Regions from separate parts of the Homo sapiens genome. Here regions 1 and 3 are each linked to region 2. A link is a loop called in an ENCODE intact Hi-C map of the cell type or tissue named here. Cell type or tissue: dorsolateral prefrontal cortex. All regions are shown on one strand. Each heading gives the region's core, and the rest is flanking DNA. Links, peaks and the distances in the headings are about the cores only.

Region 1 (10,425 bases), core at 1,279-9,278, 280 kb after region 2:
CATCCTTACCAACACTTACTTTCTGTGTTTTTTGTTTTGTTTTGTTTTTGTTTTTGTTTGTTTGTTTTTTGAGATGGAGTCTCGCTCTGTCACCCAGGATGGAGTGCAGTGGTGTGATCTCAGCTCACTGCAAGCTCCACCTCCTGGGTTCAAGGGATTCTCCTGCCTCAGCCGCCTAAGTAGCTGGGATTATAGGTGCACGCCACCACGCCCAGCTAATTTTTATATTTTTAGTAGAGATAAGATTTCACCATGTTGGCCAGGCTGGTCTCAAACTCCTGACCTTGTGATCCACCCGCCTCGGCCTCCCAAAGTGCTGGGATTACAGGCATGAGCCACGGCGCCTGGCCACTTTCTACTTTTTTGATGCTAGCCATCCTAGCGGGTGTGGAGTGGTGTCTCATAGTGGTTTTGATTTTCATTTTCCTAGTGACTAATGATGTTGGGCATCTTTTCATGTGCTTATTGGCCATTTGTGTATCTTCTTTGGAGAAGTATCTATTCAAGTCCTTTGCCCATTTTTAAAAATATATTTTTTGTAGAGATGGGGGTCTCACTGCATTGCCCAGGCTGGTCTTGATCTCTTGGGTTCAAGCAATCCTCCCACCTCAGCCTCCCAAAGTGCTGAGATCACAGGTATGAGCCACCGTGCCTGGCCCTTTGCCTTTTTTTTTTTTTTTTTTTTTTTTTTTTTTTGTCTGAGACAGAGTCTCACTCTGTCGCCCAGGCTGCAATGCAATGGCCCTAACTCAGCTCACTGCAACCTCTGCCTCTGGGTTCAAGCGATTTATCCTGCCTCAGCCTCCCGAGTAGCTGGAATTATAGGCACCCGCCATCATGCCCAGCTAATTTTTGTAGAGATGGGGTTTCATAATGTTGGCTGGTCTCGAACTCCTGACCTCAGGTGATCCACCCACCTTGGCCTCCCAGAGTGTTGGGATTACAGGCGTGAGCCACCACACTGGGCCCCTTTGCCCATTTTTGAATTGTCTTTTTGTTGTTGAGTTGTAGAATCTCTATCTCTTTCTATTCCTTTATATCCCTCTGTCTCTGTCTTTCAGTCTCCTCTCTGCCTCCTTCTCATCCTTCAGGTCTGCTCAAATGTCCCCTCCTTCAACAGCCCTAACTCCATTACTCTCCATTTTGCACCACCTATTTCATTCTCCATAGCACTGGCCACAAAGGGTAATTCCATATTTGTTAGTTTCTTTGTGTGTGTGTGTTTTTTTTTTTTTTTTTTTTAAACAGACGGAGTCTCACTTTGTTGCCCAGGCTGCAGTGCAGTGGCGCGATCTTGACTCACTGCAACCTCCGCTTCCCAGGTTCAAGCGATCCTCCTACCTAGCCTCCTAAATAGCTGGAATTACAGGCCCACGCCACCATGCCCAGCTAATTTTTTTGTGTTTTTAGTAGGGACGGTTTCACCATGTTGCCCAGGCTGGTCTCAAACTCCTGACCTCAAGTGATCTACCCTCCTCGGCCTCCCAAAGTGCTTGGATTATAGGCATGAGCCACCTCGCCCAGCCTGTTGGTTTCTTTTCTTTCTCTCTTTTTTCTTTCTTTCTTTTTTTTTTTTTGAGATGGAGTCTCGCACTGTCATCCAGGCTGGAGTGCAGTGGCATGATCTCGGCTCACTGCAACCTCTGCCTCCCGGTTTCAAGCGATTCTCCTGCCTCAACCTCCCGAGTAGCCAGGACTACAGGCGCCCACCTCCACACCCGGCTAATTTTTGTATTTTCAGTAGAGATGGGGATCCAACATATTGGCCAGGCTGGTCTCGAACCCCTGACCTTGTGATCTGCCTGCCTCAGCCTCCCAAAGTGCTGGGATTACAGGTGTGAGCCACCTCGCCCAGCCTGTTGGTTTCTTATTTATTTATTTTTATGGGATCCCTAAGCAGAGATGTTAGTTTCTTGCTTGCTGTTCAACTGCCCCTGGTCTGAGAGCCCAGCAGGAGGCAGGGGTTGCTGGGCTGTCCTGGTCACCGTTGCACTCCCAGCAATGCCTAGTGCAGGACATAGGGAGGGTAGGTATTCAGGGAGCTTTTGTGAGTGAATGGGTGGATGAATGAATGAGTCCCTCTATGCACCCCCTGGCCCGTCTGTCTCTGTGAGTCAGTCTGTCACTCACTGTCCCACCCACCTGTGTGTCCCACGCCCCAGGTCTCTCCCCCATGGGTGCCCAGATACCCCAAGATGTCTACAAGCCTTAGGGGAAGAGAGGGAGGTTTGTAGACTGGCTCCCGGGGGACCTGCCCTGGGCAGGGTCAGCCAGACTAACAGGCTTCATCCTTCCATCTGCCCCAGCCCCAGGCCGCCGCGGCCCCGCAGCGCTGGTCTCCGAAGTCTTCGAGCAGCACCTGGGAGGTCACATCTTGCAGGTGAGTGAGGCCCCTTCCCTGCCTGCCGCTCCTTGCTACCACCTAGCGGCCGCCTCTGGAGAACAGCAGCCTCTTCAGCATCCATCTATTGTGGGGGGTACCTGGACTGGGAAGGCGAATGCTCAAGATCCCTCCACTCCCTGCCCCTTCCGAGGACCACTGAAGCCCCCTCCCCACCAAAACAGTCCACCTCAGGTGGAGACCCAGGTTTCAGAACCTCTTACCACTTGGCGGCTGGACAGAGGGACACCGGGTCCTCTCCTTCCCCCTCCCTGTCTCTCCCGGCTCTAGTCCCTGGATGGCTTTGTGTTCGCCTTGAACCAGGAAGGAAAATTCCTCTACATCTCAGAGACAGTCTCCATCTATCTGGGTCTCTCACAGGTAAGGGACCCCCAGTGGACCTGGATTGGCTCAGCCACCATCTCCCTTGCCAGGCCTATGCATATCCTTCCTCTCTCCTGGTCTCACCATAGCAGCAAGAAAAATGGACTGGATCTCTGTGGTCCCCAAAGTGTGTTCCTTGGCACCCCACATGGCACCCAGCATGGTTCATCCTTGAAGGCAGAGGAGGGCTATTGTTTTTTGTTTGTTTGTTTGTTTGTTTTTGAGACGGAGTCTCGCTCTATCACCCAGGCTGGAGTGCAGTGGTGCGATCTTCGCTCAGTGCAACCTCCACCTCCCGGGTTCAAACAATTCTCCTGCCTCAGCCTCCTGAGTAGCTGGGACTACAGGCGCCCACCACACCCGGCTAACTTTTTGTATTTTTAGTAAAGATGGGGTTTCACCATGTTAGCCAGGATGGTTGAGATCTCCTGACCTCGTGATCCACCTGCCTCGGCCTCCCAAAGTGCTAGGATTACAGTGTGAGCCACTGTCCTGGCTGATGAGGGCTATTTTTTTTTTTTTGAGTTGGAGTTTCCCTCTTGTTGCCCAGGCTGGAGTGCAATGGTACGATCTCAGCTCACTGCAACCTCTGCCTCCTGGGTTCAAGCGATTCTCCTGCCTCAGCCTCCCGAGTAGCTGGGATTACAGACATGCACCACCACGCCTAGCTAACTTTGTATTTTTTAAATAGAGACAGGGTTTCTTCATGTTGGTCAGGCTTGTCTTGAACTCTCAATCTCAGGCAATCCGCCTGCCTCAGCCTCCCAAAGTGCTGGGATTACAGCGTGAGCCACCGCGCCCAGCCTGAGGGGGCTATTAAAGTAACAAGTAGATCTGAGGAAAGCAGGTTCACTGAAAGATCAGTTTGCCAATGACTGGCGGGCCAGATGCACCATATTTGCCAACACTTGTTTCTTCTTAACAATTTTAAAGGTTTAGAGGCCACCCACGCTGGCTCATGCCTGTAATCCCAACACTTTGGGAGGCTGAGCCAGGAGGATCACCTGAGGCCAGGAATTCAAAACCAGCCTGGGCAACATAGTGAGACACCCCACCACCCCCACCCCCACCATCTCTACAAAAAAACTTAAAAATTAGCCAGGCATGGTGGCACACTGTTGTCCCAGCTACTCAGGAGGTTGAGATGGGAGGATCGCTTGAGCCCATAGGGTCAAGGTGGCAGTGAGCCATGATGAAGCCACTGCACTCCAACATGGACAACAAAGTGAGGCTATGCCTTAAAAAAAAAAAAAAAAAAAAAAAAAAAAAAAAAAAAAAAAAAAAAAGGGCCGGGCGCGGTGGCTCACGCCTGTAATCCCAGCACTTTGGGAGGCCGAGGCAGGCAAATCACCTGAGGTTGGGAATTCAAGACCAGCCTGACCAACATGGAGAAACCCCGTCTCTCTACTAAAAAACAAAAAATACAAAATTAGCCAGGCGTGGTGGCAGACACCTGTAATCCCAGCTACTCGGGAGGCTGAGGCAAGATAATCACTTGAACCCAGGAAGTGGAGGGTACAGTGAGCCGAGATCGTGGCATTGCACTCCAGCCTGGGCAACAAGAGCAAAACTCCGTCTCAAAAAAAAAAAAAAAAAAAGGGCAGGAAGACCTACTGAAAGCCCCATCCTTGGAGCCCTGGCATCTCACAGCACCTTAAGCTTTGCCAGTCCCTCCAATACAAATTGCTATCAACTTTGATCATTTTTACAAATATTTTTCACAAATAGGAAATTTAGGAAATTCAGTGCATTGGCAACTTGTGAGTACCTTTTCAGTGAGATTCCTGGAGGAGGAAGACACCAAAAGGAGGGGAATTTGGACAAGAGGACGGGAGGGAGGAAGAGTGGAGGAAAAGCTTGGCCAGGTGTGGTGGCTCACGCCTGTAATCCCAGCACTTTGGGAGGCAAAAGCAGGCAGATCACCTGAGGTCAGGAGTTCGAGACCAACCTGGGCAACATGGCGAAACCCAGTCTCTACTAAAAATACAAAATTAGCCGGGTGTGCTGGCAGATGCCTATAGTCCCAGCTACTCCAGAGGCTGAGGCAGAAGAATCACTTGAACCCAGGAGGCAGAGGTTGCAGTGAGCCAAGATTGCACCATTGCACTCCAGCCTGGGCAACGAGAGCAAAACCCCATCTCAAAAACAAAACAAAACAAAAAAAGTCCAGGCGCGGTGGCTCATGCCCGTAAACCCAGCACTTTGGGAGGCTGAGGCGGGCAGATCACCTGAGGTCGGGAGTTTGAGACCAGCCTGACCAACATGGAGAAACCCCGTCTGTACTAAAAATACAAAATTAGCCAGGTGTGTTGGCACATGCCTGTAATCCCAGCTTCTTGGGAGGCCGAGGCGGGAGAATTGCTTGAACCTGGGAGGCAGAGGTCACGGTGAGCCGAGATCGCGCCATTGCACTCCAGCCTGGGCAACAAGAGCAAAACTCCGTCTAAAAAAATAAAAAGAAGAAGAAGAAGAAGAAGAAGAAGAAGGAAAGGCTTGAAGCTGTTGAAGCTGGCGTGGGGGAGGATTTAATGAGGGGGCGGAGCCCAGAGGGATAACGGACTGAGGGAAGCATGTGACCTCCAAGCTGAGGGGCAATGGGAGTCATGGCAGCCATGGTGGTCAGGTAAGTAACTTGCAGAGGCATCTTTGAACTGTAGGTCAGAAGACCAGTGAGGACGCGGGGGCAGAAACACAGTGGGGAGAAGATGGGGGCCTGCATTGAGGGAGGCAGGGAGAGAAGGGGACTGCTAGGAGAGAGATTTACGGGTAGAATTGAATGTAAAAGTGTCTGATTGAAAAGCTCTAACTCTTTAAGAGCTTAAAAACCACTCCCCTGTTTGTATCTTGAATCTCATTCCTGCTGGGACACCCAGTGATTCATGCCAGGGCACAGTTGTTTGCTGTATGGGGGTGGTAGTGAGTAAGCAGGAGTTGGGTAAACGGAGGTTCTGACACCTCCCACCCACGCCCCACTCCCACACACAGCCCCTTAATAGAGTGGGCGGGGAAAAATCCTTACTAATCACTGGGTATGAAGCGAGAAGAGTCTAAGTTTGTATCTTCCGTTTGAAAGGTAATTGTTTTTTGTTTTTTTCTTTTCTTAAAAAAACACACTGGCATGAAGCGCACCTGCGTGCAGGCAAATGAGGCAAGGCTGAGCCCAGAGGGCGAGCGAGTTACTGCGCGCGCACCTCACCCGCCCCCTGCATTCCCCTCCTTCGCCGGCAGGTGGAGATGACGGGCAGCAGCGTCTTCGACTACATTCACCCTGGGGACCACTCAGAGGTGCTGGAGCAACTGGGGCTGCGGACGCCGACGCCCGGCCCCCCAACCCCGCCCTCCGTCTCCTCTTCCTCCTCCTCTTCCTCTTCGCTTGCAGATACCCCCGAGATCGGTAATTCTAAGGGCTCCTAAAGAATGAAGTCTGAGGGTAGATCGGGGGACGCCCGCTGTACTGTATCCAGCCATGCCGCGTTTATACAAATAGCAGTGAAGTTAGAACTGTGTAGAACGAATCTTTGCAAAAGGAATCGGAGTATAAATTGAGGCGGTGAGACTTGGTTCCTTAAGCTTGCCAAACTCCCAAAGATTCGAGCTACAGAAAGACCCCCCTGGCTGCTGAAAGGAGTTGGGAGAGGCTTAGGTAAATAACAAGGCAGGCTTATTGGGAATATACACCGGCTGTGTCTGTAAGTGCACAATCACATTACATAATTACGTTAGGGCCGGGCGCGGCGGCTCGCGCCTGTAACCCCGGCACTTCGGGAGGCCCAGGGGGGCGGATCACTTGAGCTCGGTTGGAGACCAGCCTGGGCAACATAGTGAAACCTCATCTCTACAAAAATTACAAAAAAGGCCAGGAGTGGTGGCACAAAGCTGTAGCCCCAGCACTTTGGGAGGCCGAGGCGGGTGGGTCACCTAAAGTCAGGAGTTTGAGACCAGCCTGGCTTGCATAGTGAAACCCCATCTCTACTAAAAATACAAAAAAAAAAAAAAAATTAGCTGGGTATGGTGGGGGGTGCCTGAGTCCCAGCTACTCGGGAGGCTGAGGCAGAAGGATCACTTGAACCCAGGAGATGGATGTTGCAGTGAGCAGAGATTGTGCCACTGCACTCCAGCCTGGGCGAGTCCAAGACTGTCTCCAAAAAAAACAACAACAACAAAAGAAAGAAAAAAACATTAGCTGGGCATGATGACACATGCCAGTGGTCCCAGCTACTTGGGAGGTGGGAGGATGGCTTGAGCCTTGGGGACAGAGGTTGCAGTGAGGAGATCACGTTGCTGCACTCCAGCCCGGGTGACAGAGCCAGTGTCTGGAAAAAAAAAAAAAAAAAGGCTGGGTGCGGTGGCTCACGCCTGTAATCCCAGCACTTTGGGAGGCCGAAGTGGGCGGATCACCTGAGGTCGGGAGTTCGAGACCAGCCTGGCCAGCATGGTGAAACCCCATCTCTACTAAAAATACAAAAATTAGCCGGGCGTGGTGCAGGTGCCTGTGATCCCAGATACTCAGGATGCTGAGGCAGGAGAATCGCTTGAACCTGGGAGGTGGAGGTTGCACTGAGCCGAGATCAGGCCATTGCACTCTGAGTGAGACTCCGTCTCCAAAAAAAAAAAAAAAAAAAAAAAAAAAAAATTGCATTAGATCCTAAGCGCAGGCCCACAATGCAAGAAGTGTTATCTCCATTTTACATCAGAAAACTGAGGCACGGCGCGGAGAGGTTAAGTTAATTGCCCCCAGGTCACACAGCTATAAGTGATTGAGTTGGATTCTAGCCCAGGTCTGTCTGTTCCGGGGTCAGCACGCCTAACCCTTCTCTCCAGTGGAAATTTCCACTCCCACTGTGTATGGGAGGGAGGGTGCTGCAGATTACCCTGCCGGCTCTTTTTAGCTCTGAGATGTTGGGGGCCTATGAGGCTAACTATCCTGTAAATAGGATTTTCCAATCTTGGGTTTGCTTAACACCAAAAACATCTGAGACATCAGCTGTGCTTGCAAGCGTGGGGCGAAGTCTGCAACACGTGCAGGCTGTTGGGGAGTGGGACTGTGTTTGTACCTGAGTTTTAGGCACAGGGTCATCTGTGTGTGAGCATATTTTTAAGACCGTTTTGTAGGGGTTACAGAAGGATCTGGATTTGTGAGTCTTATTTATTGCTATTCCCCAATCCCCTGTTCTGGGCCAGCCCCTGTCCTGGTGACATAGGAGTGACCATGACAGCTCCAGCCCCACCCACCTGGGGCTCCCAGTCCAGTGAGGGGAGACCAACCTGTCCTCAGACAGTGGCAACCCAGATGGGGCAGGGCTGGGATAGGGGAACCCAGAGGGGATGGCTGACCCAGCCTGAGGGTCAGGGAGGGCTTCTTGGAGGAGGAGAAGTCTGTGCTGAGACCTGGAGGATGGGTCCTGAGAGGTGGGCTTTCCTCTCAAGGCCTCAGGAAGCTATGGCAGGTTCAGAGCAGGGGAGGGTGGAGGCACGTTTGAGCATTAGAAAGACGTAGATGGGGCCAGGCGCAGTGGCTCACGCCTGTAATCCCAGCACTTTGGGAGGCCGAGGCGGCCAGATCACGAGGTCAAGAGATTGAGACCATCCTGGCCAACATGGCGATACCCCGTCTCTACTAAAAATACAAAAACTAGCTGGGCATGATGGCGCGTGCCTGTAATTCCAGCTACTCAGGAAGCTGAGGCAGGAGAATCACTTGAACTGGGGAGACGGAGGTCGCAGTAGGCCGAGATCGTGCCACTGCACTCTAGCCTGGTGACAGAGCGAGACTCCAGCTCAAAAAAAAAAAAAAAAAAGACATGGATGGGACCAGACATGGTGGCTCACACATGTAATCGTAGCACCTTGGGAGGCCAAGGAGGGCAGATCCCTTGAAGTCAGGAGTTCAAAACCAGCCTGGCCAACATGGCAAAACCCCGTCTCTACTAAAAATACAAAAATTAGTCGGGCATGGTAGCATGTGCCTGTAATCCCAGCTACTTGGGAGGCTGAGGCAGAAGAATCACTTGAACCCAGGAGGCGGAGGTTGCAGTGAGCCAAGATTGCGCCATTCACTCCAGCCTGGACAACAGAGTGATATTCAGTCTCAAAAAAAAAAAGAAAGGATGCGGATGGCTGCCACATAGGGGAGCCCACATACTGTCCCCATGAGCTTTCAAAATCATCAGGCATGCCTCTGAGTGCGGCCGTGGCCCAGCGGACATCTTGTGTCTATGTCCGGCTGGCTCTGCAAGGGTCAGGGTGGCCTGTGTGTTTCCTCTTCAGGACCCCATAACCTTCCTTCACTCTCTGTCCCAGAGGCCAGCCTCACCAAGGTGCCCCCCTCCTCCCTGGTCCAGGAGCGCTCCTTCTTTGTCCGCATGAAATCCACGCTCACCAAGAGGGGGCTGCACGTCAAGGCCTCAGGGTACAAGGTGGGTGTGAGCAGTCAGGCTCCTGTATTCCAGGCAGCCATGTCCCCAGATTGAGGGTGACCGAGGGAACCAGGCTGGTGGCTTCACTGGCTGCAGGTGGCTTAGGGAACTGGGTCTGGGAATGGGACTGGGGGGGTCACACAGTGTCCAGTCCTCCAGCACCTGTGGGGGACAGAGGGAACCCAGCCCAGTGATGGTCCTCTTGCCCCCACTGGCCCGCCTTGTCCCTCCTCCAACCATGCCCACCACCAGCAGGTCATCCACGTGACTGGGCGCCTTCGGGCCCACGCCCTGGGCCTTGTGGCCCTCGGGCACACGTTGCCCCCGGCCCCCCTGGCTGAGCTGCCACTCCATGGACACATGATCGTCTTCCGTCTCAGCCTGGGTCTCACCATCCTTGCTTGTGAGAGCAGGTACCGGGGTTGGGGGCTGTGGCGGGTGGATTGGGGGCACAATGGAGATCTGGGGGTACATGGGGAGTCAGAGGGAGTGCTGGGTCTGCAGGATAGGGCACTGGGGAGCCATGGGAGGCGGAACAGCAATGGATGGGACAGGGTGATGGGGAGAAGGGAGGGAAGGCAGGGGACCAGGGCGGAGGCCTAGCCCAGGGGTGCCTTCGGGGATGGAAGAGGGGCTGTGTCTTGGGTCCGGGCCCTCCTTCTGGGGCTGCAGATCTTGGCCCGTCTCTGGTCTTTCATTTCTCATTTCTCTGGTCTTTCATCTCTCATCCATTTCCTCTCCTGCATCCCGCAGTGGAGGCAAATTAAGTGCTGAAATAGTCCCATGCTCTGAGGTGTCCAGGGTGCCTAGGGCCTTGCCACTAGCATCCACGCGAATACTCGCAGCTGCCCCGGGAGAGACACTGTTTTGTGGTTTGTTTGTTTGTTTGTTTTGAGATGGAGTCTCACTCTGTCAGGCTGGAGTGCAGTGGCGCAATCTCAGCTCACTGCAACCTCCACCTCCCGGGTTCAAGTGATTCTCTTGCCTCAGCCTCTCAAGTAGCTGGGATTATAGGCGTGCACCACCACAACCAGCTAATTTTTGTATTTTTAGTAGAGACGGGGTTTCACCATCTTAGGCAGGCTGGTCTCGAACTCCTGACCTCAAGTGATCCACACGCCTCAGCCTCCCAAAGTGCTGGGATTACAGGTGTGAGCCACCGCGCCTGCCAACACTGTTATTGCACCCATTTTACAGCAAGGGTGTGAACCCCAGGGGACTCTGGAGCCAACTCTGCCTCTCCCC
Region 2 (10,425 bases), core at 973-8,972:
TTTTTTTTTTTTTTTTGAGACGGAGTCTTGCTCTGTCGCCCAGGCCGGACTGCGGACTGCAGTGGCACAATCTCGGCTCACTGCAAGCTCCGCTTCCCGGGTTCACGCCATTCTCCTGCCTCAGCCTCCCGAGTAGCTGGGACTACAGGCGCCCGCCACCGCGCCTGGCTAATTTTTTGTATTTTTAGTAGAGATGGGGTTTCACCATGTTGGCCAGGCTGGTCTTGAACTCCTGACCTCAGGCGATCTGCCCACCTCGCCCTCCCAAAGTGCTGGGATTACAGGCATGAGCCACCATGCCCAGCCCACCAAGATGCATTTTTAAATAGGATGGCCAAAGGAAGAGGTTATGGGAAGGTGACATTGGAGTGATGGGGGTGGGGGCCGGCGCAGTGGGGTGGATCGCCTGTGGCTATCTGGGATAAGAACACTCAGACAGAGGCAACAGGCAGTTCTGCAGCTGGAGTGTCCCAGGTGTGTTTGAAAGATGGTGTTGGTGGCCAATGTTCCTAGAGCTGAGTGAGTGAGTAGGAAAGGATGGAAGATCACGCGGGGCCTTATGGGCCACATTGAGTACCTTGGCTTTTCCTGCGAGGTGCCAGCCACAGAAGGGCCTGAGCAGAGCCAGGACAGGATGAAATGTGAGTTGTGACAGGATCTCTCGAGGTGCTGAATGAGGAACAGACCACAGGAACAGAAGCGGGAAGACAGTCTCTTGCTGTGACCTTCAAGGATATGCAGACTAACCATCTCATGTGTGTTCGGAGCTCCTATGTACCTAAACTCTAAGATTTTGAAGGGCTTGAGGTTCTGTGGTTGCAAAGGTTCCTGCCCCTGCACTAATGGGAGCTCCACAAGGGCAGGAATGTTGTCTGTCTCTGAGCATCTGTTGCTCTCTCTCCAGTGCCTAGAACAGTGCCTGGCATGTTGTAGGAGTTCAACAAATAGATGTTGAAGGATTGAAGGAAGGAAGAATCAATCTAAGGTCCAGAAGGCAATTCCAGGATTCTAAAGATTAGAAAGGACATGGTGACTCACGCCTGTAATCCTGGCACTTTGGGAGGCCGAGACGGAAGGATCACTTGAGGTCAGGAGTTCGAGACCAGCCTGGACAATATAGTGGGAGCCAGTCTCCACAAAAATGTGTTTGAAAAATTAGCCAGGCACAGTATTGCATGCCTGTAGTCCCAGCTACTCGGGAGACTGAGGCAGGAGGATGGCTTGAACACAGGAATTCGAGGCTGCAGTGAGCCGTGATTGCACCACTGCACTCAAGCTTGGGCAGCAGAGCAAGACGCTGTCCGTTTAAAAAATATATATATTTTGGCTGGGTGTGGTGGCTCACTCCTGTAATCCCAACATTTCTGGAGGCCAAGGCAGGCAGATCATGAGGTCAAGGGATTGAGACCATCCTGCCCAACATGGTGAAAACCCGTCTCTACTAAAAATACAAAAATTAGCCGGGCATGGTGGCACGCGCCTGTAGTCCCAGCTACTCAGGAGGCTGAGGCAAGAGAATCGCTTGAACCCTGGAGGCGGTGGTTGCAGTGAGCCAGTCGCACCACCGCACTCCAGCCTGGCAACAGAGTGAGACTCCGTCTCAAAAAAAAAAAAATTGTTTTTGGCTGGGCGCGGTGGCTCACGCCTGTAATCCCAGCACTTTGGGAGGCCACGGCGGGTGGATCACCTGAGGTCAGGAGTTCGAGACCAGCCTGACCAACATCCCGTCTCTACTAAAAATACAAAATTAGCCGGGTGTGGTGGCGCATGCCTGTAATCCCAGCTACTCAGGAGGCTGAGGCAGGAGAATCGCTTGAACGCGGGAGGCAGAGGTTGCAGTGAGATGAGATAGCTGCCACTGCACTCCAGCCTGGGCAACAGAGGGAGACTCCATCTCAAAAAAAAAAAAGAAAAGAAAAGAAATAAGAGCAGTTTGAGAAAATGTTCAGGGTGACTTAAACATACAGGTTGGGGAAAGCATGGCAAGAGATGAGGGTGGAATGGGGGGCAGACAAGGGGAATGTCAGAAGCAGCTTCCACTTTCTCCCCTGGGCACTGGGAGCCATGGCAAGTTCAGAGCAGGGGAAGGAGAGGTCCAACTTGTGCTTTAGGAAGACTCCTCTGGCTATCACGGGGAGAGGAATTGCCAGGAGACCAGGGGGAGGTTGGATGGGAATGTGGGTGGACCTGGTTGAGGAGGGAGCTGTGGAAATGGGGAGGAGGGGACAGAGGATTTAGGACATAGGGAGGTTAGTTGGATGCCCCCTCTCTCTAGGAAGGGCAGAAACCTACAAAAAGCCTTCATGGGGAAATTATTTGATCATCTGCTTGGAACCCAGAGCTATACCACCTGTGCTGGAGACCGGCCAGCCAAATCTTCAGTCTCGGTGGGGACAAGGAGACAGCGCCATCTGGTGCTTGAGGGTGTGGCCAATGAATGTGGAGGGGAGTGTCCTAAGGTTGGCAGCCTCTTTTGATGCAAGCTACCCCAGTTTTTTGTTGTTGTTGGGTATTTTGAGACAGGGTCTCACTCTTGTCCAGGCTGAGTGCAGTGGCATGATCATGGCTCACTGGCTCAAGCCATCCCCCCACCTCAGCATCCTGAGTGGCTGGGACCATAGGTGAGTAGCACCACACCCAGCTAATTTTTTATTTTTTGTAGAGATGAAGTCTCCTTATGTTACTCAGGTTGGTCTCGAACTCCTGGACTCAAGTGATCCTCCTGCCTTGGCCTCCCAAATTGCTGGGATCACAGGTGTGAGTCACTGTACCTGGCCCACCCCACTTTTGTTTTTTCTTTTTTTTTTTTAATTTTTATTTATTTATTTATTTATTTATTTATTTATTTTTTGAGACAGTCTCACTCTGTTGCCCAGGCTGGAGTGCAACGGTGCCATCTCGGCTCACTGTAACCTCCACCTCCCAGGTTCAAGTGATCCTCTTGCCTTGGCCTCCCAAATTGCTGAGATCACAGGCGTGAGTCACCATACCTGGCCCACCCCACTTTTGTTTTGTTTTTCTTGTTTTAAATTGGTTTGTTTATTTATTTATTTATTTATTTTTCGAGACGGAGTCTCGCTGTGTTGCCCAGGCTGGAGTGCAATGGTGCCATCTCCGCTCACTGCAACCTCCATCTCTCAGGTTCAAGCGATTTCCTGCCTCAGCCTCCTGAGTAGCTGGGCTTACAGGCACCCGCCCTCACACCCAGCTAACTTTTGTATTTTTAGTAGAGATGGGGTTTCACCGTGTTGGCCAGGCTGGTCTCAAACTCCTGACCTCAGGTAATCCACCTGCCTTGTCCTCTCAAAGTGATGGGATTACAGGCATAAGCCACCGCGCCCAGCCTAACCTTTTTTTTTCATTTATATTTTTCAGCACCCCACTTAAAATTTTTTTTAAATTCTGATTAAGTATATATAACATTAAATGTACCATCTTAACCATTTTTCAGCACACAGTTCAGTAGTGTTAAATGCATTCATACTGTTGTGCCAACAAACCTCTGGGACCTTTTCATCTTCCCAAACTGAAACTCTGTACTTATCAAACAACTCCCCATTCCCCCCTGCCTGCAACCCCTGGCACCCGTCATTCTACTTTATGTTTCTATTAGTTTGACTCACTCTGTTTAAAAAAAAAAAAAAAAATTCTGAGGACACCCAGAGTTGGTGCATGGCCCAGACTGGGAGGTCAGGGAGTGCTTCCTGGAGAAGGGGAAGTCAAAGCTGAAACCAAATAGGGAAAAGAAAGGGAATTGAGAAAGAGCTGTAGAAAGGGGCAAGGCTGAGGGTGGCAGAAGGGGGTGGTTCTGACAATCAGCTGCTGCCTTCCCTTTCGTCCCCCTCCCCCAGGATGCCCCGGAGGCCCAGCTAGCCCCAGACTTCGGCCCCATGCGGCTCACCCGCTGCCAGGCTGCCCTGGCGGCCGCCATCACCCTCAACCTTCTGGTCCTCTTCTATGTCTCGTGGCTGCAGCACCAGCCTAGGAATTCCCGGGCCCGGGGGCCCCGTCGTGCCTCTGCTGCCGGCCCCCGTGTCACCGTCCTGGTGCGGGAGTTCGAGGCATTTGACAACGCGGTGCCCGAGCTGGTAGACTCCTTCCTGCAGCAAGACCCAGCCCAGCCCGTGGTGGTGGCAGCCGACACGCTCCCCTACCCGCCCCTGGCCCTGCCCCGCATCCCCAACGTGCGTCTGGCGCTGCTCCAGCCCGCCCTGGACCGGCCAGCCGCAGCCTCGCGCCCGGAGACCTACGTGGCCACCGAGTTTGTGGCCCTAGTACCTGATGGGGCGCGGGCTGAGGCACCTGGCCTGCTGGAGCGCATGGTGGAGGCGCTCCGCGCAGGAAGCGCACGTCTGGTGGCCGCCCCGGTTGCCACGGCCAACCCTGCCAGGTGCCTGGCCCTGAACGTCAGCCTGCGAGAGTGGACCGCCCGCTATGGCGCAGCCCCCGCCGCGCCCCGCTGCGACGCCCTGGACGGAGATGCTGTGGTGCTCCTGCGCGCCCGCGACCTCTTCAACCTCTCGGCGCCCCTGGCCCGGCCGGTGGGCACCAGCCTCTTTCTGCAGACCGCCCTTCGCGGCTGGGCGGTGCAGCTGCTGGACTTGACCTTCGCCGCGGCGCGCCAGCCCCCGCTGGCCACGGCCCACGCGCGCTGGAAGGCTGAGCGCGAGGGACGCGCTCGGCGGGCGGCGCTGCTCCGCGCGCTGGGCATCCGCCTAGTGAGCTGGGAAGGCGGGCGGCTGGAGTGGTTCGGCTGCAACAAGGAGACCACGCGCTGCTTCGGAACCGTGGTGGGCGACACGCCCGCCTACCTCTACGAGGAGCGCTGGACGCCCCCCTGCTGCCTGCGCGCGCTGCGCGAGACCGCCCGCTATGTGGTGGGCGTGCTGGAGGCTGCGGGCGTGCGCTACTGGCTCGAGGGCGGCTCACTGCTGGGGGCCGCCCGCCACGGGGACATCATCCCATGGGACTACGACGTGGACCTGGGCATCTACTTGGAGGACGTGGGCAACTGCGAGCAGCTGCGGGGGGCAGAGGCCGGCTCGGTGGTGGATGAGCGCGGCTTCGTATGGGAGAAGGCGGTCGAGGGCGACTTTTTCCGCGTGCAGTACAGCGAAAGCAACCACTTGCACGTGGACCTGTGGCCCTTCTACCCCCGCAATGGCGTCATGACCAAGGACACGTGGCTGGACCACCGGCAGGATGTGGAGTTTCCCGAGCACTTCCTGCAGCCGCTGGTGCCCCTGCCCTTTGCCGGCTTCGTGGCGCAGGCGCCTAACAACTACCGCCGCTTCCTGGAGCTCAAGTTCGGGCCCGGGGTCATCGAGAACCCCCAGTACCCCAACCCGGCACTGCTGAGTCTGACGGGAAGCGGCTGAAGCCCTGATAACCTCGCCTTTGTTTTTCGGGGGTCTGTCTGGATGTGGAGAAGCTCTGTGTGAGCGGTGAGGGGTGGAGGGATGTCGCGGAGAGGGGAAGGGGGAAACTGACCAAGAAAGAAATTCTAAGGAGAGCATGAGAGAAGGCTGGCATTGGCAGGAGGAGAGCACCAGGACGAGGATGGGAAGCGACCTCCAGATTTATCAAATGGTCATGCCCACTGGGAGCCGTGGATATGCGTGGGGACATCCTGGGTCATCTCAGTCATGGAGGGAGACGGGGATGTCACGCCGTCCCGCAGGGCCCAGCACAGCCCCAGACCCGAAAAAAGTGTTCTGCCCAAGATTCCGAGAGCCCTGCGCTCTAGGGCAGGGGCAGAGTTTTGGAAACAGTGCAGGCTCTGGAGCCAGACTGGCGAGATTCAAATCCTGGCTCTATCGCTTCGGAGCCAGGTGGGCCTGGGGGGGCGTCGCAGTCTCTCTGTGCCTCAGTTGCTTCCAGGATGCGGGACCCTTGGCTGCAGGGGTTGCTTCCGCCACTAGAGGGCGCGCCGGTCCCGCTCCTGGTGGCCCACTGTGGCTGCCCGGGCGACAGTACGCCCAGGGCCTGTGTTCCATAGCCATCTACTCTCTTGAGCCTTTGGACTTCTCTCCAAGCCCCTGTGGGAGGCGGACAGCAGTGACCACCTCCCCTTCTTTTGGACTGCGACCTCCTTCCCTCCTGGGAGAGCCCTGTGACCTGCATGCTACTCTTAACTGTTCTATTCAAGACTGAATAGAAGTATTTCAGTCTTGCAGAGGAGGAAATGCTCAGAGCTCCGAGGTGCGGCTGTGGTCGAGAACCGGGTGCTGGGCCGGGCGCGGGGGCTCACGCCTGTAATCCCAGCACTTTGGGAGGCCGAGGTGGGAGGATCGCTTGAGCCCAGGAGTCTGAGACCAGCCTCGGCAACATGCCAAGACCCCGTCTCTATTTTTAAAAAAGAAAAAGAACCGACTTCTGAATCGCAGCTCCACTCATGACTAATACCTCATTATTTCAGCTGTCTGCACCTAATTCCCCACTTGCACGGCAGTGTAGACAATAACCATAGCTCACACTCACTGAGCACCTACTGGGTACCAGGCACCATTCTCAGTGTTTCACCTGGATCAACTAATGCGTCCCTCACCTCAGCCCTCTGAAGTGACAGCTGCTATTATTTTCATTACACAGATGAAAAAGCTGAGGCCAGAATCGTGAAGTCACTTGCTCAAGGTCAGGCAGCTTAGGAAGGGGCAGATCGGGGGCTTGAACCCAGGTGGTCAGGCTCTGGAGCCCACAATTGTCTTACCCACTATGCCCCTCTCTAGTCATGGTCCCCAAGAGGGGCTTGGAGACCCACTTAGCAGGTGAAAGCAATGGCAGCCTTCCTTATTTGATTATGCACCTAAGAATAAATGGTATTTGGGCATGTATTCCCAATATGTGTATATTTATTTATAAATATATACAGATACTATTATCTGTATGTTAGTAATAAAGCTTAAATTATTCCATTTTAAAATTATGAATATGAATAGGGTTTTTTTTATGTTTCTTGCCTCATCCCAATGACTTTTGCACACCCAGGTGTGAGCACCCAGCATTCAAGACCACGGGTTAAAAAAAAAAAAAAAAAGCTGGCCGGGCGTGGTGGCTCACGCCTGTGATCCCAACACTTTTGGGAGGCTGAGACAGGAGGAACACTTGAGCTCGGGAGTTCGAGACCAGCCTGAGCAATAGAGCAAGACTCTTGTCAATTAAAAATAATAAATAAAGCCAGGCATGGTGGCTCACGCCTATAATCCCAACACTTTGGGAGCCCAAGGCGGACGGATCACAAGGTCAAGAGATCGAGACCATCCTGGCTAACACAGTGAAACTCCGTCTCTACTAAAAATACAAAAAATTAGCTGGACATGGTGGCGGGCACCTGTAGTCCCAGCTACTCAGGAGGCTGAGGCAGGAGAATGGCATGAACCCGGGAGGCGGAGCTTGCAGTGAGCCAAGATTGTGCCACCGCCCTCCAGCCTGAGCAACAGAGCAAGACTCCATCTCAAAAAAATAAAATAATAAATAAGAGGCAAAATGTTAAAAATAAGCAAGGACTGGGCACAGTGGCTCATGCCTGTAATCCCGGTACTTTCGGAAGCCAAAATTGGAGGATCCTTTAAGGCCAAGAGTTCAAGATCAGCCTGGGCAACATAGCGAGATCCCCTGTCTCTACAAAATAATAAAAAAATAGCCACTGTTTTAGTCCCTTCTCATGCTACTAATAAAGACCTACCTGAGACTGGGTAATTTATAAAGGAGGAAAGGTTTAATCGACCCACAGTTCAGCACGGCTGGGGAGGCCTCATGAAACTTACAATCATGGCAGAAGGGGAAGCAAACACATCTTGTGATGGCAGGAAGAAGAAGTTCCAAGCAAAAGGGGAAAGTTCCTTATAAAACCATTAGATCTCATGAGAACTCACTATCACGAGAATAGCATGGGGGTAACTGCCCCCATGATTCAATTACCTCGCACCCAGTCCCTCCCACGACACATGGGGATTATCAGAACTACAATTCGAGATGAGATTTGGGTGGAAACACAGCCAAACCATATCAGCCAGGCATAATGGCATGCACCTGTAGTCCTAGCTACTGGGGAGGCTGAGGCAGGAGGATTGCTTAAGCCTAGGAGATCAAGACTGCAGTGAGCTCTGATTGCACCTCTGCACTCCAGCCTCGGCAACAGAGCATTATCCCATCCCCCCACAAAAAAAAAGAAAAAAAGAAAAGACATGGGCTTGAGGTTGGAGAGGACCGGGTTTCCCAGTGCTGCCACCTTCTCCCAGGGCCTCTATTGACTCTGTCTCTGCGCCCCCACCTTGCATTTGGGAAGTGGAAGCAATGAGATCGCTCCTCCCACAGGAGTGTGTTCGCGGTAAAGGGGCCCAGAGTCTGGCTGGGTTTGAATCCTGGCTTGGCCACTTGGTTTCTTTGTACTCTCAGACAAGTCGCTGCCTCTCTGAACCTGTAAACTGGGGAGATTGGTAATATTTCACAATTGTACATTCCTGGGAGGAGGAGGCTTCATAGACCAGCAAGAGAAGATTACTGTTTGGCCGAGTCTCCTGAGGCTCAGACATCCAAAGCCTGACTTCTTGTAACCCAACCCCTGCTTTTAACCACTGAACCCAAAAATGGTTCACAAAGAGACTTGGCAGGTCCACAGGGAGGATTCTGGAATGCATGGGGATGATTTGCATTATCATCATGACTGGAAGCTGCTCTTGGCTCTTGGCAGACGTGGTCCAGGGATGCAGATGTCTTGTAATATTCAGGAATCTCCACACAGTACAGCATCATCCCTTGTCTCATGCAGCTTCCAGATGTCTCATTGGACATTCACGAAGGAAGGGTAATATTCAAAATGTTTTGCCACTGGTACTGTAATATAAATTAGTATATGTCAATGTATGCATCAAATTTTTAAAATATTTTAGGCCAGGCATAGTGTAATCCCAGCACCTTGGGAGGCCAAGACAGGAGGATGGCTTGAAGCCAGGAATTCGAGACCAGCCTGGGCAACATAGAGAGACCCTCATCTCTACAAAACATTTCAAAAATTGAGCAGGGCGTGGTGGTTTACACCATTAATCCCAGCACTTTGGAAGGCCGAGGCAGGTGAATTGCTTGAGCCCAGGAGTTCAAGACCAGACTAGGGGCCAGGCGGGGTGGCTCATGCCTGTAATCCCACCACTTTGGGAGGCTGAGGCGGGCAGATCACTTGAAGCCAGGAGTTCAAGACCAGCCTGGCCAACAAGGCAAAACCATGTCTCTACTAAAAATACAGCAATTAGCTGGGCGTGGTGGTGCACCCCTGCAGTCCCAGCTACTCAGGATGCTGAGGTGGGAGGATCACCTGAGCCCAGGAGGTCAAGGCTACAGTGAGCCATGATCATGTCACTGCATTCCAGCTTGGGCAACAGAGTGAGACCCTGTCTCAAAAAAACAAAAATCCTTATTATCACCTAAGTTATGATATGACAAAGATCTGTCACAATTAACTTGAACTAATTCATTTTTATTCAAATATGTATTGAATTTCAGTGCTTTCTCAACTACTCTTGTACTATTATTATCCAGTCAGAAGTATTTCAGTATTTTAACAACCAGTATTGGCCAAGTATGGTGACTCACGCCTGTAATCCTAGCACTTTGGGAGGCCGAGGTGGGTGGATCACAAGGTCAGGAGTTCAAGACCAGCCTGGCCAATATGGTGAAACCCTGTCTCTACTAAAAATACAAAAACTAGCCGGGCATGGTGGTGGGCGCCTGTAGTCCCAGCTACTCAGGAGGCTGAGGCAGGAGAATCGCTTGAACCCAGGAGGCGGAGGTTGCAGTGAGCCAAGATCATGCCACTGCACTCCAGCCTGGGTGACAGAGCGAGACTCTGTCTCAAAAACAAACAAGAAAGAACAGTATTTCCATACTAGTTCAGACCAACTAAATTTTAGCCTTACTTGGAGGTGAAAACCCTGGCCAAAAATCTCTCTCTTGTACGTACAAAGTCCTTTTTGTTTTTAAATAGCCTCGGAATCTTCCAGGAAGTGCAACTACCACAAAAAATGAGGGAAGCTTGTATCGTGTTTTGTTCAAAACTTGGCCAAAGGTTGTCCACCATGTGAAAAAACTCACATTGCACATGGCTCTTGGTAATTGGACACCAGTCCACGTGTTTTCAATGTGTTGGAACTGTCTATATTACAGGCATAAACATCTGCCTACCTCCTTGGGTTCTAGGGGACTGGCTCCACACATCCGCATAATGAAATGCTTATTGTAAGTTACTATGTTCTTATTTCTCCTTTTTATTACATTTAGGGCAATCAAGGATCGTTTTTGTTGCTGCTGCTGTTGTTGTTGTTTCTGAGACAGGGTCTCACTCTGTCACCCAGGCTGCAGTGCAGTGGCACAGTCTTGGCTCACTGCAGCCTCAACTTCCCAGGCTCAGGCGATTCTCCCACCTCAGCCTCC
Region 3 (10,425 bases), core at 1,288-9,287, 370 kb after region 2:
GCCTGGAGAACAAAGGAGGAGACCATTGGCCAAAGAGAGGCATTTCCATTTTGTTGGAACCTGCTGACCACCAACCCATAGCATTTTTTCCCTTTCTTCCTTGCTAATCCAATCGCAGATTCATTGAGGAGGTGAGAGGTCCTGAGATCCAGGCTGGAAGAGGAGTGATTGGTCTACCTGGTTCTCAAGGGATAATGTTGCCCCCTAGAGGACATTTTGGAAATTATTAAGGAAAATTAACGACTGGTTTTTTGGTTGTCATCTGGTTCTCAAGGGAACAGTATTGCTTCCTTGGGAGAATTTGGAAACTTACCTTTTTTCATCGTCACAATGGTGAAGGGTTTGTTACTGGGATTAGAGGACAAGGACCAGACATGCCAAGATGTTCTACAATATAGCATTCCTAATTAATAATCACCTAATGAATAAAGCTCAGATAGCACTTAAAAAGTGGGGAAAGGACTGTTTATACTAAATTATGCTAAGCTGTAACACTGAACTATTCCAGTTCTTTTGAAATTGTTTACATAGCAAAATCATAGTTGACTCCTGGCCATTTAAGACTTATGCCACCACTCTTGGGATAGTGAAAATGTTTTGCAACTAGATTGAGGTGGTGATTGTATAATATGGTGAAAGTACTAAAAGCCACTAAATTGTGCACTTCAAAATGCTGCCTAATTTTATATTATGTGAATTTCACCTCAATAAAAATGTCTTTTTTTTTTTTTTTTTGAGAGGGAGTCTTGACCTGTTGCCAGGCTGGAGTGCAGTGGCGCAATCTCAGCTCACTGCAACCTCCACCTCTCAGGTTCAACCCATTCTCCTGCCTCAGCCTCGCAAGTAGCTGGGACTACAGGTATGCGCCACCACACCCAGCTAATTTTTTTGTATTTTTAGTAGAGACAGGGTTTCACCATGTTGACCAGCATGGTCTCAATCTCCTGACCTTGTGATCCACCTGCCTCGGCCTCCCAAAGTGCTGGGATTATAGGTGTGAGCCCCCGGGCCCAGCCAATAAAAATGTTTTTTTAAAAGGATGCATATTTCCAAACATGAGACTATACCATCACATTTAATTTTTCCCAGAAACTATAAAAAGTAGAAGTGAAGAGAGGAAAGGGAGACACTTTTAGACCTTCAATGAGTCTGCAAGTACAGGAGAAAATAATTTATGCAGCAATTAGCTTTATTTTCAGGGCTCTTTTTCTTTTCTTTTTTTTTTGTTGAGACGGAGTCTCGCTCTTTTGCCCAGGCCGGAGTGCAGTGGCGCTATCTTGGCTCAGTGCAAGCTCTGCCTCCTGGGTTCATACCATTTTCCTGCCTCAGCCTCCCGAGTAGCTGGGACTACAGGCACCCGCCACCATGCCCAGCTAATTTTTTGTATTTTTAGTAGACACGGGGTTTCACCGTGTTAGCCAGGATGGTCTCGATCTCCTGACCTCATGATCCGCCCGCCTCTGCCTCCCAAAGTGCTGGGATTACACGCGTGAGCCACCGCGCCTGGCCAACAAAGTGATCATTTTACAAGAGTTATGGCATAGTCACAGGTAAGAACCTGGGTCACTGGGTCACTCCCTAACCAATTACGAATTACTATATGCCATGGACCTTCAGGATTACTTTCTTTTTTGTTTTGTTTTTGTTTTTTTTTTTGAGACAGAGTCTCGCTCTGTCACCCAGACCGGGGTGCAGTGGCGCGATCTCAGCTCACTGCAACCTCTGCCTCCCGGATTCAAGCAATTCTCCTGCCTCAGCCTCCCGAGTAGCTGGGATTACAGGCATGTGCCACCACGCCTGGCTAATTTTTTTGTATTTTTAGTAGAGACCGGGTTTCACCATATTGGCCAGGCTGGTCTCGAACTCCTGACCTTGTGATCCACCCACCTTGACCTCCCAAAGTCCTGGGATTACAGGCGTGAGCCACCGCGCCCAGCCCAGGATTACTTTCTTTCTTTCTTTTGAGACAGAGTTTTGCTCTTGTTGCCCAGGCTGGAGTGCAATGGCACAATCTCGGATCACTGCAACCTCCACCTCTCAGGTTCAAGCGATTCTCCTGCCTCAGCCTCCCAAGTAGCTGGGATTACAGGCATGCGGCACCATGCCTAAAATTTTGTATTTTTAGTAGAGATGGGGTTTCTCCACTTTGGTCAGGATGGTCTCGAACTCCCGACCTCAGGTGATCCGCCCGCCTCGGCCTCCCAAAGTGCTGGTATTACAGGCATGAGCCACCGTGCCTGGCCTCTATTTTTCTTTCTATAATCCATGTACATTTTCCTTTAATAATATAAGGCAACTAAACAGCACTTTATTTTCAGAGGCTTATCTAAAAGATACTTGACACAGCCCTTTGCAGCTGGGTCATTCTCTGAATTCTAAATGTCGTTTCCTGCACAAAGTGGTTATTTGATCTTGTAACTGGCATTTTCCCCGGAGATTAGGAAGTGGCACACCAAAGTGCAAAAAACTTTGGAATCAGAACTTTAATTTTTAATCTTTATTTTATTTATTTATTTATTTTTGTGACAGAGTCTCGCTCTGTTGCCCAGGCTAGAGTGCAATGGCAAGATCTCCACTCACTACAAACTCCACCTCCCGGGTTCAAGTGATTCTCCGCCTTCAGCCTCCTGGGTAGCTGGGATCACAGGCGCACACCACCACACTCGGCTAATTTTTGTATTTTGAGTAGAGATGGGGTTTCACCATGTTGGCCAGGCTGGTCTCTAACTCCTGACCTCAGGTGATCCTCCCGTCCATGCCTCCCAAAGTGCTGGGATTACAGGTATGAGTCACTGTGCCCGGCCTAATTTTTATATTTTTTTGTAGAGACGGGGTCTGGCTGTGTTTGACAGCCTCAAACTCCTGGCCTCAAGTGATCCTCTCAAAGTGTTGGGATTACAGACATGAGCCACAGTGCCTGGCCTATTGAAAGCTTTTCCATCATAATAGGTCCTTCCCCCCAATGCTTGCAGCAAGTCAATAGTAGGAGACCCCAGGTTGCAGCAGAGAAAGAGGTTTAATCATAGGGGCCACTGAAAACCAAGAGAGGAGATGGAAGGAACCACGAATCCACTTCCCCAGGGAGTTCGGGGCTTTTTAAGGGTTTTGGAGTGGGTTGAAGTGTGGAGGTCATTGGTTGGTTGAAGTGTGCAGGGTGAAGTAATGAAACAGGGAGTTGAAGAAACTCTATTCTCCTGTCGATTTGGTTCCTCTGCGGGGTCTTCACACTGGTTGGTATCAGCTGTTTTGCTGGAATTCAGGATCTGAAAAATATCTTAAGCTTTTTTTTTTTTTTTTTTTTTTTTGAGACAAGGTCTGTTGTCCAGGCTGGAGTGCAGTGGTGCCATCATAGCTCATTGCAGCCTCTAACGCCTGGGCTCAAAGGATCCTTCCACCTTAGCCTCCCAAGTAGCTGGGATTACAGGCACGCACCACCACACCCAGCTAATTAAAAAATTTTTTTTTTTGTAGAGACAGGGGTCTTGTCATGTTGCCCAGGCTGGTCATGAACTCCTGACTTCAAGTGATTTTCCTATCTCAGTCTCCTAAAGCGCATGGATTACAGGCATGAGCCACCATGCCGGGCGCTAAGCAATTCTTATTATTTATTTATTTATTTATTTATTTATTTTTTTCTGAGACGGAGTCTTGCTCTGTTGCCCAGGCTGGAGTGCAGTGGCGCGAACTCGGCTCACTGCAAGCTCCATCTCCCAGGTTCATGCTATTCTCTTGCCTCAGCCTCCTCAGTAGCTGGGACTACATGCGCCTGCCACCACGCCCGGCTAATTTTTTGTAGTTTTAGTAGAGACAAGGTTTCACCATGTTAGCCAGGCTGATCTCGAACTCCTGACCTCGTGATCCGCCCACCTCTGCCTCCCAAAATGCTGGGATTACAGGCGTGAGCCACCACCTCCGGCCTAAGCAATTCTTAAATAAAAATCTATGATTCCGCCAGGCATGGTGGCTCACACCTGTAATCCGTGCACTTTGGGAGGCCGAGGCGGGTGGATCACAAGTTCAGGAGTTCGAGACCAGCCTGGCCAACATGGTGCAATCCCTGTCTCTACTAAAAATACAAAAGTTAGGTGGGCATGGTGGCTTTTTTTTTTTTTTTTTTAGACGGGAGTCTCTGTCATCCATGCTGGAGTGCAGTGGCAGGATCTTGGCTCACTGCAACCTCTGCCTCCCAGGTTCAAGCGATTCTCCGGCCTCAGCCTCCCAATTGGCTGAGACTACAGGCGTGTGCCACCACGCCCGGCTAATTTTTTAGTATTAGTAGAGATGGGGGTTTCACCATCTTGGCCGGGCTGGTCTCGAACTCCTGACTTCGTGATCTGCCCTCCCTGGCGTCCCAAAGTGCTGGGATTACAGGCATGAGCCACTGTGCCCTGCCAAAAAGCCTATGATTCTAACATCAGAAATCCTTCCACCTCAGCCTCCCACGTAGCTGGGACTATAGACTCAGTACCACCACACCAAGCTAATTTTTGTATTTTTAATAGAGATAGCGTTTCCCTATATTGACCACCTGGGGCCATCCCTGGTTTTTTTTTTTTTTCCCTTCCTTCCTTCCTTTCCCTCTCTCTTTCCCTCCCTCCTTCCTTCCTTTCTTTCTTTCTTTCTTTTTTTTTTTTTTTTACAGAGTCTTGCTCTGTTACCCAGGTTGGAGTGCAGAGGCATGATCTTGGCTTACTACAACCTCCGCCTCCCGGATTCAAGCAATTATCCTACCTCAGCCTTCCAAGTAGCTGGGACTACAAGTGTGAGCCACCATGCCCTGCTAATTTTTTTATTTTTACTAAAGACGGGATTTCACCACATTAGCCAGGCTGGTCTCCAACTCCTGATTTAAAGTAATCTGCCTGCCTTGGCCTTCCGAAGTGCTGAGATTACAGGTGCGAGTCACCGTGCCTGGCCTATTCCTGTTTTCTTAACGCTCCTCTCTCCCACTGGGCCGTGACTGCCTCTAAGGCAGAGATGTGTTCATTTTTATTATTATTGTATGTCCAGGGCTGGGCACAAAGTGCAACACATAGTAGGGACATGAAAGGCTGGGCACAGTGGCTCATGGTTGTAATCCCAGCACTTTGGGAGGCAGAGGCGGGAGGATGGCTTGAGGCCAGGAGTTGGAGACCAGCCTAGGCAACAGAGGGACCCCATCTCTATGAAAAAAAAAAAAAAAAATTGACAGTTCAATGTCACCTCTGATAAGCCTTCCCTGACCACCCCTGTTACTCTGTAGCCCCATGTCCTGCTTTATTTTTCTCCAAAGCATTTATCATCGCTGGGTTTATATTTATTTCTCTTCGGGCTTTTCTCACTGGATCGTAAACTCCATGAGGACAGGGCTTTGTCGATTTCACTCAATACCGTTATTTTACAACATCCCTATTGCTGGGATCTCAGTATGCACTCCTTAAATATTTGCAGAATTTAAGTGCCACATAAGTGACCACGTGGGCAACGCCCTCGGGGCCTTAAGCCGCGCCATTTTTGGGGCTAGGATTGGTTGGACCCTCCGTCACGTGACATGCAGTCGCCGGATCGCCTTTGAGTCTCGTGAGGTACTTTTGGTCCCAGGCTCCGCGGACGAGGTACTGCGCAGGCGTGGGAGGGTCTGCGCATGCGCAGAAGCACTCCGGGCGTGCTGCCGGCGGCGGTAGGTGGCGCGCGGGTCCGGCGGGCGGTTGGCTTGAGCGGGACCGGAGCTGAGGCAGGAAGAGCCGGCGCCATGGTGGAGAAGGAGGAGGCTGGCGGCGGCATTAGCGAGGAGGAGGCGGCACAGTATGACCGGCAGATCCGCCTGTGGGGACTGGAGGCCCAGAAACGGTCAGGGCCGGCGCGGCTTGAGGCCGCTAGGGTCTGGAGGGGGCGTCTATTCTGAGGCGTTTGCGGCCCGGAAGGAGCGGGAAGGTGTGATTTGAAGGGAGGAGGCGGGAATTCTGTGCTCTGGGATCGTCTCTCTCTTGGGGGGACTGGAGGAGTTGATTGGGGATGTTTCTGGAAGGTCTGGGAAGTGGTTGGGAGGGCCGTTCCGAAGGATGGGAGCTCTGAAGGGGGCGTTGGGGAGTCCTGAGAGAGCGGGAGAATTCAAACTCAGGAAATCCGAGGCCCGAAAGCGGTGATTGTGGGGTTTGATCGCGGTTAGGGGATAAGAGGGGCTGGGGATACGTGGAAAGGGTGAGGTGAGGGACGCAGTTCATTCATTCGAGGGTATGGGACCTGGTTCCGTGCTGCACACAGGGGAGACTGGACTGGCCAACCGGACAGACGGGAGCTTACACTCTTGTGGGAGCTCACGGGCGGGCCAGTCTGAGAGAATGCGGGTTTTGAGGAGTTTTGGAGCAAGTTATCTCAAATGGGAATCTTGAGAGGCTCGGAGAGGCTGGAGGGGGACGGCCGTAGGCTCCCGAAAAGGTTGCTTGTGTTTGGTATGGGGCTGTGTCTTGATAGGACAGGAGACGTAGTTTGGGCATTGTGGAGTAGCTTAGGGAATTCTTTTTTTTTTTTTTTTTTTTTTTGAGATAGTCTCTCTCTGTCGCCCAGGCTGGAGGGCAGTGGCGCGATCTCGGCTCACTGCAACCTCTGCCTCCCGGATTCAAGCGATTCTCCTAACTCAGCCTCCCGAGTAGCTGGGATTATAGGGGCCCGCCAGCACGCCCGGCTAATTTTTGTATTTTTAGTAGACACGGGGTTTCGCCATATTGACGAGACTGGTCTCGATCTCCTTACCTCAAGTGATCCACCCGCCTCGGCCTCCTGAAGTGCTGGGATTACAGGAGTGAGCCACCGCGCCAGGACGTCTTTTGTTTTGTGCAGTTGGGTGACCTCGGTTCACTGCAGCCTCTGGCCTCCCGGGTTCAAGACTTCCTCTCACCTCAGTCTTCTGAGTAGCTGGGATTACAGGCTCGCGCCACCATGCCTGGCTAATTTTTGTATTTTTAGTAGACATGGGTTTTCACCATGTTGGCCAGGCTGGTCTCAAACTCCGGACCTCAAGTGATCTGCCCGCCACAGCCTCCCAAAGTGGTTGGATTACAGACGTGAGCCACTGTGCCCAGCTTGTTTTTTTTTTTTTTCTTTCTCTGTGGCCCAGTGGAGTGCAGTGGTGGGATCACAGCTCACTGTAGCCTCAACCTCCAAGGCTCAAGGGATATTCCCTCTTCAGCCTCCCAAGTAGCTGGGACTACAGGCGTGCCCCACCACATCATCCGACTAATTTTTGTTTTTTTTTTTTTTTGTAGGATGGGGTTTTGCCATGTTGCCCAGACTGGTCTTGAACTCCCAAGCTCAAGCGATCCTCGGCCTCAAGAGATCTCCCCCCATCTCAGACTCCTAAAATGCTGGGATTACAGGCATGAGCTACCATGCCTGGCCTCATTGATCAATATTTTTACTTAGCCTGGACGCAGTGACTCACACCTGTAATCCCAGCACTTTGGGAAGCTGAGTTGGGGGGAGGGGACCTCTTGAGCCCAGGAGTTTGAGACTAGCCTGGGTAATGTTGCCAAACCCAGTCTCTACAAAAAAATACAAAAATTAGCCAGGCATGGTGACATAAGTTTATAGTCCCAGCTTGTCAGGAGACTGAGGTGGGAGCATCACCTGAGCCCCTGGGAGGTGGAGGTTGCAGTGAGCCATGATCACACCACTACACCCCAGCCTGGGTGACAGAGTGAGGCCCCGTCTCAAAAAAAAAAAAAAAATCCACAAGCGTGTGTATATGTGTCAGTTATTAAAGGATGGTGAAGTGAGAGGGTTGTTTTGATAGGTTGGCCAGGGAAGGGCTCTGAAGAGGTAACATTGAGCCTCAGACTTATATGGGAAAGAGCCCTGTGGTCATCTGGGAGAACTTTCCTAGCTAAGAGAACAGCAAGTGCAAATTCCCAGAGGCCCAGGCATGATTGTCAAATTAGAGAAATAAGGTGGCAGGAACCAAATGATTTGAGGAGTAGCTTTTATTCTAAGTGTGTGGGAAAACCTGTTGGAGTGTTTTGAGTGTGGGAGTAACATGATCTGTTTTTTGTTTGTTTTTTGAGACGGAGTCTTGCTCTGTGGCCCAGGCTGGAGTGCAATGGCACGATCTCGGCTCACTGCCATTGCAGTGAATCCGCCTCCCAGGTTCAAGCGATTCTCCTGCCTCACCTTCCTGAGTAGCTGGGACTATCGGCATGTGCCACAACACCCGGCTAATCTTGAGTATTTTTAGTAGAGACGGGGTTTCACCATGTTAGACAGGATAGTCTCGATCTCCTGACCTCGTGATCCGCCTGCCTTGGGCTCCCAAAGTGCTGTGATTACAGGCGTGAGCCACTGCGGCCTGGCCTGGTTTGTGTTTTAAAATGATCGCTCCAGAATAGGTTAAAGTGGTCAGAAATGGAAGTAAAGATTCTGGCTGGACTGTTGCAGTAATCCAGTTGAGATAAAAATATTGGTGGCTTGAAACTCAAGAGAAGGGGTCAAATAAATATATTCTGGATATATTTTGAAGGTAGAAGAGGGAACAGAATTTGGGGCAGAAGTCCAGGATGACACCACTGTTTTTGGCTTGAGCACCTACCTGGAACGATGGAATTGCCATTTTGAAAGATATGGAGAGCTGTAGGTTTGGTGGGGTCGGGGAAGAGTCAGTTCTCTTTTAGGTTTCAGATTTGTTTTTTTTGTTTGTTTTTTTTTTTTTTGAGACGGAGTCTCACTCTGTCGCCCAGGCTGGAGTGCAGTGGCATGGTCTCGGCTCACTGCAACCTCTGCCTCCCAGGTTCAAGCAATTCTCCTGCCTCAGCCTCCCGAGTAGCTGGGATTACAGGCGCCCGCCACCATGCCCAGCTAATTTTTGTATTTTTAGTAGAGACGGAGTTTCACCGTGTTGGTCAGGCTGGTGTTGAACCCCTGACCTCGTGATCCACCTGCCTCGGCCTCCCAAAGTGCTGGGATTACAGGTGTGAGCCACCATGCCCGGCCTCAGATTTGTTTTTTTATACAACTAAGTAGAAATATGTGAGGGGTTGAGTTCAGAGGTAAAATTTGGGTGATGGTGGGTATTGTGTGAGTACAGAGTATAGAATTAATGGAGGGGTTGGGGAGGCAGACACGTCAGGAGAATTTAGTTTGAGGGGGTGGGAGCTTTCAGAAGGTTTTAGAGGGTGCAGTGGTGGGATGGGAATTACCTCAGGCTCATTTCAGATCTGTGGGGTCTTCTTTGATGGGGTGGGGGGATGTCATCATGAGGCATTAACATTGGTGGGAGGGTTGAAGGCACCTGGAATAGATTGGGAATTAAGTGATGAGAATGTGCCTCTGGACATAGGTGGACTGCATTGATTTTAGGGACTGCTATTTTCTGGATGGAGTGGAAAGAGGATTTATGTGAGTTGGAGGAAACTTTGAGGAAGCTTGGTGTGTTCTGAGATCCTAAAGGGTTGGGGAGGGGATTCTAAGGTACTGGAAGGGTTAATCGAAGGGGTTTGCGGCAGCAGATAGCTTTGTTTGAAGTGGGGCAAAGTTGGTGAGGTTTAAACTGGAATGTAGTTAGGGAACTTTCAGAGGGATGGGGATGATTTTTCTGAGAAGCAGTGAAGAATGGATGGGGGCCTCTGAGTGGGAGATGACCTAAGGGACAAGTCAGGGTCAGGGCATGGAATTTGTGGGAGGTAGGAATTATTCTGAGGGAGTGGAGCTGTACCAAATTTGGTGGAGAACATGAAAAGGATTGGCTGGGGGTTGCAGGAGGGAGGGAAGAGGTTGTTTGTAATTTGTACTCTATTTTTAGACAGTCTTAGAGAGTTTATTAAAGTGTTTTTTGTCCATTTTCAGCCGAGGTTTTTAGAAATTAAAAATTTTTTTGTGTGAGTACATAGTAGGTGTATACATTTTGGGGGTATGTGAGATACTTTGATACAGGCATACAATGGGTAATAATCACATCAGGGTAAATGGGGTATCCACCACCTTAAGCACTTATCCTTTGTGTTACAAACAATCCAATTATATTCTTTTAGTTGCTTTGAAATGTACAACAAATTATTGTTGACTGTAGTCACCCTGTTATGCTATCAAATACTGTATCTTATTCATTGTATTTAATTATATTTTTGTATCCATTAGTCATCCCTCCTTCCCCTCCACCCCCCACTACCCTTCCTAGCCTCTGGTAACCCTCAGTCTACTATCTGCATGAGTTCAATTGTTTTAATTTTTTTAGTTCCCACAAATAAGTGACAGCGTGCAAAGTTTTCTTTCTGTGCCTGATTTATTTCACTTAACATAATAACATCCAGTGCCCTCCCTGTTGTTGTAAATGACAGGATCTCATTCCCTTTTTTTTGTAGACAGGGTCTCTCTGTCGCGCAGACTAGAGTGCAGTGGTGTGATCACAACTCACTTCAGCCTTGACTTCTTGGGCTCAGGTGATCCTCCCACCTCAGC

Evidence for each region. Peaks named below come from ENCODE experiments on the same cell type or tissue, not always from the same donor. Only the 100,000 strongest peaks of a DNase experiment are listed, where the experiment ranks them.
Region 1: it touches region 2 in a loop (2.9-fold over the local background); 8 of 110 quality-filtered maps call a loop at or near these places.
Region 3: a loop joins it to region 2, with 2.4 times the contacts of the local background. A loop is called at or near these places in 2 of 110 quality-filtered maps.

The regions. Positions count from the first base shown.
Region 1 is chr19:47,029,972-47,040,396 of GRCh38, forward strand. NPAS1 (neuronal PAS domain protein 1) reads left to right here. Exons shown (of 12, transcript NM_002517.4): 4 at 2,307-2,380; 5 at 2,672-2,761; 6 at 5,993-6,158; 7 at 9,065-9,180; 8 at 9,436-9,593. Among named protein-coding and RNA genes, the nearest start is that of TMEM160, 13 kb to the right of the region's middle. RefSeq lists a silencer at 738-839 and an enhancer at 1,764-2,265. In dorsolateral prefrontal cortex, for the core only: CTCF peaks have their summits at 2,437 (motif pointing left), 2,638, 5,999 (motif pointing right) and 6,204; DNase peaks (open chromatin) are centred at 2,424, 5,990 and 6,531; H3K4me3 peaks cover 1,448 bases; H3K27ac peaks cover 2,762 bases.
Region 2 is chr19:46,751,561-46,761,985 of GRCh38, forward strand. FKRP (fukutin related protein) reads left to right here. Exons shown (of 4, transcript NM_024301.5): 4 at 3,852-7,015. The coding sequence starts at 3,891. The coding sequence ends at 5,378. Among named protein-coding and RNA genes, the nearest start is that of STRN4, 10 kb to the left of the region's middle. RefSeq lists a silencer at 9,892-10,186. In dorsolateral prefrontal cortex, for the core only: CTCF peaks have their summits at 2,434 (motif pointing left), 5,918 (motif pointing right) and 6,134; a DNase peak (open chromatin) is centred at 5,931; H3K27ac peaks cover 1,838 bases.
Region 3 is chr19:47,125,200-47,135,624 of GRCh38, forward strand. SAE1 (SUMO1 activating enzyme subunit 1) reads left to right here and starts at 5,636. Exons shown (of 9, transcript NM_005500.3): 1 at 5,636-5,829. The coding sequence starts at 5,732. RefSeq lists enhancers at 5,410-6,024, 5,717-5,956, 10,128-10,425. In dorsolateral prefrontal cortex, for the core only: CTCF peaks have their summits at 5,641 (motif pointing right) and 5,840; DNase peaks (open chromatin) are centred at 5,015, 5,632 and 6,294; H3K4me3 peaks cover 2,308 bases; H3K27ac peaks cover 1,483 bases.